Linked DNA regions of Homo sapiens: region 2 is linked to region 1. Evidence: chromatin contacts called from ENCODE Hi-C or POLR2A ChIA-PET data. All regions are on one chromosome and are shown on one strand. Each heading gives the region's core, a stretch centred on a gene start or an enhancer-like site at or near the end of the contact. The rest is flanking DNA. Distances are from core to core; before and after follow the strand shown.

Region 1 (3,635 bases), core at 110-2,609:
GAGCCCAGGAGTTTGAGACAAGCCCTGGCAACATAGTGAGATCCCATTTCTACAAAAAAAAAAAAAAAAAAATTAGCCGGGTGTGGTGGCACACGCCTGTAGTCTCAGCTACTCAGGTGGCTGAGGTGGGAGGATCGTTTGAGCCCTGGAGGTTGAGGCTGCAGTGAGCTGTGATCGCACCACTGCACTCTGGCCTGGGCGACAGAGTGAGACACTGTCTGAGAACAAAAAACGACTGAAAAAAAAAATCACCTTAGCTTTTTCTCTTAGAATCTTCTCTAAAACGTATTCTTTGTGGCATTCTGAAATAGGATTCATGATGATGCCTGTTGATCTTAGGGACACTACCTCACCTGCCAGTATCTTTGGGGCTGTGTCCTTCAAGGACATGTCCCCAGACTGCTGTGCAGTGTCATTTTTTGTGTTTGGTTTGGTGGTGGCTTCTTCCCCCTTGCTAGGCTATCAACCTCTTATCACCACTTGTTGGTGTCAGAACTAACTGCTTCTGGTCTGGAGAGGGACTGACCGATGCCTTTGGGTAGAGAGAATTATGAAAGAAATTTTGGTATTTTTCTACTTTATATTTTCTGAGGTTTCTGTAATAAGCATATTTCACTTTTCCAATAAGAAAAAAAAAAACTTGGCCTGGCGCGGTGGCTCACACCTGTAATCCCAGCACTTTGGGAAGTCGAGGTGGGAGGATCACTTGAGTTCAGGAGTTCGAGACCAGCTTGGGCAATATGGTGAAACCCCGTCTCTACTAAAAATACAAAAATTAGCCAGGCGTGGTGGCGTGCACTTGTAGTCCCAGCTACTCAGGAAGCTGAGGCGGGAGAATCACTTGAACCCGGGAGGCAGAGGTTGCAGTGAGCTGAGATCACTCCTCTGCTTCAGCCTGGGCAATTGAGCCAGACTCTGTCTCAAAAATAAACAAAAAAACTTGACAAAAAAATGCTACTGTCCTCGTGTACCTATTCTGATCCTCAACTGCACCGTGAGAAAGCATGCATTTCAATGTCTCCCTAACAGGCTGTGACCCAACATGCTGGTCTTTGCGGCCGGACCTGCAGTGGCCTGGCACTCGAGAGGTGCCAGGTTCATCTTTGCTGATGGATTCAGAGTTGCTTGTCAGAGGCTGACTGAGAACTGGGGAGAGGTGGTGCATACGAGGTTGCTGGGCCCCTGGGGAGGCATCCAGCCATGCTGCCACCACCGGCTGAATCAAGCTGATTCTAAGGCCGGTGGTCCGAGGGTCATTTTTGGACCTCCCGCCCTGCCTAGGCTCCCTTCACCTGTTTCCAAGGGGCTGGGGCGTCCAGCAGCAGGCTCCCCCTGCTGGCCATCCGGGGCCAGAGCGTGAGGTCAGTCTGGGGCTTGGGGCGTACCTTGCCGGCCCCTGGCAGTCCCAGCCGCACCCTGAGCTGCACTGTCCGCAGGAAGCGCCTGAGCTCAGCCGGCCGGAGCTGGGTGAGGATGGCTCGCTGGACACCGCCGCGCACCGCCGACTGCACCGAGGCCTCTAGGACCCTGCGGGAGAGGAAGGAGTCTGCAGCCAGGGCCATAAAGGCCAGGACTCTCTGCAGGGAGCCCCCCCAGTGCCCTGCGGGAGGGGGCCTTCCGGGCCCAGCCCCAGGCTGGGGCCCACCCACCTCCCACACTCCCTTTTCTGGAGGGAGAATCTGGGTAAACAGGATGGAGAGCGACCTGGAAGGAGAAAATCACAGACGGGGACAAGCATCCTGTTTAGGGGCAGAGAGGGGACAGTCCTGCCAGTGCCACTTTGCCTCCCCTTCCCTGGCAAGAGCGCGTTTATGGCGCTTGCTGAGTGGCTGGCTGTGCTGGTGACTGCAAGGCATGACCATTAGAGACTTCCCCAAGGAGGGGACACACAGCAAGAGGCGGTGTCAGGATGTGGCCCAGGACTAGATGGCCAGGGCGGCCTCTCCCTGTCACCCCCAACCACCCTCTTGAGCCTTTGCCCTGCCACCCAGCCATGAATTACGCTCTACCCCTGCCAAAAACAGGCTTGAGGCCTGAGCTGGAAGCACAGAGTGGGGCTGCACTTAGACCACAGCACTCACCAGGCTCGCGGCTTCCAGGAAGCATGGGCTCGGCTGACCTGGCCCCGACAGGACTCATGCACCCACAGAGCCCAGCACCAAGTCCAGCACTGGGCTGCCTGGGCCCCAGCGCTCTCTCCTGCCTGCTGCTGGGCCTCATGGTGCATGCCCGGGGCCACTGGCCATGCTGGGAAGGCCTGTGGGGCCCGGGCCTTCTTCTGCTGCCCATCTTCCTGGCCTTGCTGCCCGCAGCTTCTCCAGCGGGCAAGGGAGGCCTGGGCCACACGCTGCTCCTGTGCCCCGGCTGCCACTTCCTGGGCTTCCCGCCATGTGGCAAACACGGCCCCCAGTGCTCTTCTCCTCAGGCCATCCTGAAAGGCTTGATGCTGGGCCCGGAGCACCCCCGTGTCTCTTACAACCTCACACCAGGCCTGGAAGTAGCTGCAAAACAGACACATTGGGCCAGGTGTGGTGGCTCATGCTTGTAATCCCAGCACTTTGGGAAGCCAAGGTGAGTGGATCACCTGAAGTCAGTTTGAGACCAGCCTGACCAACGTGGTGAAACCCCGTCTCTATTAAAAATACAAAAATTAGCCAGGCCTGGTAGTGGGCACCTGTAATCCCAGCTACTTGGGAGTCTGAGGCAGAAGAATTGCCTGAACCCAGGAGGCAGAGGTTGCAGTAAGCCGAGATCGCGCAAGTGCACTCCAGCCTGGGTGACAAGAGTGAAACTCCATCTCAAAAAAACAAAATGAAACAAAACAAAAACAGATGCATGGGAGGGCTTGTCTCGTTCTCAGAGTCAAAAGTCACATTTATTCAAAGTTACACCTGCAAATCTCCCACAAAACAGTAAACGACCAGTAACAGGTGAAAGCACTGGCTTTCCATCTTGCAACCTCAGCCTCAGAGGGCAGGGGCTGCCCTGCGAGGGGGATGGGAACCAGCAGTATGGGTTCAAGTCCCACATCAGCCATGCCCTGCCTCCCATCACATGCCCAGGTGGTTGGTGAGGGAGAGGAACACCATCTCTCACTCAGTGAGAAGCCAAGAAAAAAAACCATCTACGGCCAGGCACAGTGGCTCACACCTGTAATCCCAGCATTTTGGGAGGCAGAGGCGGGCGGATCACCTGAGGTCGGGAGTTCGAGACCAGCCTGACCAACATGGAGAAACCCCGTCTCTACTAAAAATACAAAATTAGCCAGGTGTGGTGCCACATGCCTGTAATCCCAGCTACTCGGGAGGCTGAGGCAGGAGAATCACTTGAACCCGGGAGGCGGAGGTTGTGGTAAGCCGAGATCGCGCCATTGCACTCCAACCTGGGCAACAAGAGCGAAACTCTGTCTCAAAAAACAAACAAACAAACAAAATAACCATCTACACCCTCAGATGCAAAAGCACAGACGTCAGCCATTCTGTAGCCAACAGTTCACTGCCCCACGGGGACACTGAACATTCGCAAATTTGTACTGAACTGTGGGAGGAGCCATTCTGTGTCCTCTGCTTGGTTTTACAATATGCATTCATGAACTGTATACATGTTCCACCAGAACATCTTTACTTAAATGAAGA
Region 2 (3,562 bases), core at 1,049-3,548, 74 kb before region 1:
AGGACTGTCCATTTTGCCGAAGAGCAAAGTGAGGCTCTGGCGAGATGCAGAGTCAGTTTTTGATGGTGCTGGTTGATGAATCCTGCCTTGCTCTGAACCCTTTATCTCATGGTACTCAGCATGAGGGGCTTTCTGCACCCTCAGCAGCCTCTCGCCCACTGACTCCCCTCTGCACTTGGCTGAATTTTCTTACCTCTTTAGCTTCCTCTTAGCCTTTTGATACTCTTACTGTGGCATGCTCATGTGCACGCACACACACACACACACACACACACACACACACAAAACTACCCCAGCCCCCCAGAACATTTCCAGCACTGGTGTCTTTACACAGCCCTTACCCACCCACCTCCATTTATATTTCATCTGCAAAATGCTCATCTGAGCCACTTCCCATTCTTTCTCCTGCACACACAGTCACCACTAGAATTGCACATCCCCCACAGCACAGCTCCCAGAGCCTTCATAGATGACACGGGATTCACCTAAGCTTGCTTTTTGTAGAAACACCTTGTGATCACCCTGGCAGTGATTATGAGCTTCAGGTCTGGAATCAGACTGCTGGCTAGACTAATCAGACTGGTTAGAATCCAGGATTTATCATGTGTCAATTGTGTGACTTTTGGAAAGTAGATTAATTCATGAACACCATTTCCTCCTCTGAAGTGAGGAATAATAACCGTGCTTTTCTCACCTCAGGGGCAGATGCTATTTTTTAGGCAAGATCTGCTTAGAGGTCCCAGTTTCTTATTGCTGCCCTTCTCTGCTGTAACTCTTCTCCCCTCATAGACAGCTCCACTCCTCCAGCCTGCTGCTTGTTGACACCAATTCTCTGGAAGGGGAGTGACATCAGTCATATATGCTTTAGGGGGGTATTTAAGCTGCTATGACTCTTCTCAGGGGCATTTCTCTCCAAAGTCTCACTTCTAATCACCAGGCCACCTGCTAATGATAATTAGATCATGGGTGGTCAGATGAAGGAGGCACTGGGAGAGGGGAAATCCCCATATCTCTGGTATCCCAGCAAATAGATAACCATCATTCCAGCCATCCTTTTGTTTTCTTTCTTTCTTTCTTTCTTTCTTTCCTTCTTTCTTTCTTTCTTTTTTCGCTCTCTGTCAACCAGGCTGGAGTGCAGTGGCGTGATCTCAGCTCACTGCAACCTCCACCTCCTGGGTTCAAGTGATTCTCCTTCCTCAGCCTCCCGAGTAGCTGGGACTACAGGCGCCTGCCACCATGCCCAGCTAATTTTTGGTAATTTTAGTAGAGACGGGGTTTCACCGTGGTCTCGATCTCCTGACCTCGTGATCCGACCGCCTCGGCCTCTCAAAGTGCTGGGATTACAGGCGTGAACCACCATGCCCAGCCTATCCTTTTGTTTTCCATCCTGTGTTGGCTTGGTGGGGGAGAGGAGGTGTTGACACGTGGAGGACACACATATAAGGCATTCTTGGGTGACTTCGTCATCACTGGACCCTATCTCTCAAAATTCCAGCGAAATCTGCTCTTCCCTTTAAGGAGTGAAAGAAGGGTCAGCATTCCAGAAGTTCCTGGTCATACCCAGGCTTTTAATGAATTGCCACTGGGGAATCAGCATCCCGTTGCTGTAAGGACTATAAGATGGCGGATTGTGAGAGCATAGGGAAAGGTCTCGGAGGTCTCTTGTCCTTGCTCCACGCAGGTCTTTCTGGCCTGAAAATCCCGTTGAAGAGAGCAGCTCTTGAGAGTTTGCTCCAAGTTCCCTCGGGGTGATCAGCACCACGGACAGCGGCCAGGGCGCCCCCGAGGACCCGCAGGCAGGCAGGGTGCACAGCGGCGAGCAGGTGCTGCGCTACGTGCGGGCCAGGGAACTCGCGCGGGGAGGGGAGAGGCGCCGCGGGTGGCGGGGTCTTGGCCGGGGCTGTTTTCGCTGTGAGTCACCCCGTGCTCCCCGCGCTCACGTCGGTCCTCGGAAAGCCGGGGTCCTCCCTGCCTTTTCCAGCAACGGTGGGGTGGGGAGGCAGGAAGAAAGCGCCAACCTAGGACACCTGGACATTTGCAGGAAAGGAAGAAGCGGGAGACGGGGACTTGTCTGTGTCTCCAGCGCGTTCCTGCCCCCCGGCCCGACCCGGCCCATTTCTATACAAGGTCGGCTCTGCCCGGTCTCCACCTCCCACGTCGCAGGCGCGGAGGGGCTCATTCCCGGGCCCTGATCTCAGAGGCCCGGAATGTGGCTGATAAATCAGAGATAACCCTGCATGGCAGGGCAGGCCCGACACTCAGCTCCAGGATAAAAGGCCACGGTGTCCCGAGGAGCCAGGAGGAGCACCCCGCAGGCTGAGGGCAGGTGGGAAGCAAACCCGGACGCATCGCAGCAGCAGCAGCAGCAGCAGAAGCAGCAGCAGCAGCCTCCGCAGTCCCTCCAGAGACATGGATCCCCAGACAGCACCTTCCCGGGCGCTCCTGCTCCTGCTCTTCTTGCATCTGGCTTTCCTGGGAGGTCGTTCCCACCCGCTGGGCAGCCCCGGTTCAGCCTCGGACTTGGAAACGTCCGGGTTACAGGTGAGAGCGGAGGGCAGCTCAGGGGGATTGGACAGCAGCAATGAAAGGGTCCTCACCTGCTGTCCCAAGAGGCCCTCATCTTTCCTTTGGAATTAGTGATAAAGGAATCAGAAAATGGAGAGACTGGGTGCCCTGACCCTGTACCCAAGGCAGTCGGTTCACTTGGGTGCCATGAAGGGCTGGTGAGCCCAGGGGTGGGTCCCTGAGGCTTGGACGCCCCCATTCATTGCAGGAGCAGCGCAACCATTTGCAGGGCAAACTGTCGGAGCTGCAGGTGGAGCAGACATCCCTGGAGCCCCTCCAGGAGAGCCCCCGTCCCACAGGTGTCTGGAAGTCCCGGGAGGTAGCCACCGAGGGCATCCGTGGGCACCGCAAAATGGTCCTCTACACCCTGCGGGCACCACGAAGCCCCAAGATGGTGCAAGGGTCTGGCTGCTTTGGGAGGAAGATGGACCGGATCAGCTCCTCCAGTGGCCTGGGCTGCAAAGGTAAGCACCCCCTGCCACCCCGGCCGCCTTCCCCCATTCCAGTGTGTGACACTGTTAGAGTCACTTTGGGGTTTGTTGTCTCTGGGAACCACACTCTTTGAGAAAAGGTCACCTGGACATCGCTTCCTCTTGTTAACAGCCTTCAGGGCCAAGGGGTGCCTTTGTGGAATTAGTAAATGTGGGCTTATTTCATTACCATGCCCACAATACCTTCTCCCCACCTCCTACTTCTTATCAAAGGGGCAGAATCTCCTTTGGGGGTCTGTTTATCATTTGGCAGCCCCCCAGTGGTGCAGAAAGAGAACCAAACATTTCCTCCTGGTTTCCTCTAAACTGTCTATAGTCTCAAAGGCAGAGAGCAGGATCACCAGAGCAATGATAATCCCCAATTTACAGATGAGGAAACTGAGGCTCAGAGAGTTGCATTAAGCCTCAAACGTCTGATGACTAACAGGGTGGTGGGTGGCACACGATGAGGTAAGCTCAGCCCCTGCCTCCATCTCCCACCCTAACCATCATCACCCTCTCTCTTT

What was found. A loop is a pair of places that touch in the nucleus more often than their neighbours do. ChIA-PET counts read pairs that join two places held with the same protein, here RNA polymerase II (POLR2A). Pooled maps may share reads with other maps.
Region 2: a loop to region 1 is called in a map of K562, with 8 times the contacts of the local background. The contact joins the promoter of NPPB here to the enhancer-like site in region 1. A Hi-C loop is called at or near these places in 2 of 168 maps with a recorded cell type or tissue (K562 and astrocyte of the cerebellum) and 4 of 50 pooled maps. POLR2A ChIA-PET finds 5 or more read pairs at or near these places in 1 of 52 experiments (GM12878).

Annotation. Positions count from the first base shown.
Region 1 is chr1:11,783,040-11,786,674 of GRCh38, reverse strand. It overlaps C1orf167 (chromosome 1 open reading frame 167), which reads right to left. Exons shown (of 21, transcript NM_001010881.2): 15 at 2,082-2,501; 16 at 1,386-1,527. MTHFR (methylenetetrahydrofolate reductase) reads left to right here. Exons shown (of 12, transcript NM_005957.5): 12 at 1-952. Among named protein-coding and RNA genes, the nearest start is that of C1orf167-AS1, 5.2 kb to the right of the region's middle. Within about 2 kb of position 1,359, at least 22 of the 41 ENCODE cell types and tissues checked have a DNase peak (open chromatin) inside an H3K27ac peak, as active enhancers do.
Region 2 is chr1:11,857,681-11,861,242 of GRCh38, reverse strand. It overlaps NPPB (natriuretic peptide B), which reads left to right and starts at 2,298. Exons shown (of 3, transcript NM_002521.3): 1 at 2,298-2,541; 2 at 2,774-3,029. The coding sequence starts at 2,410. RefSeq lists a silencer at 1,733-1,899.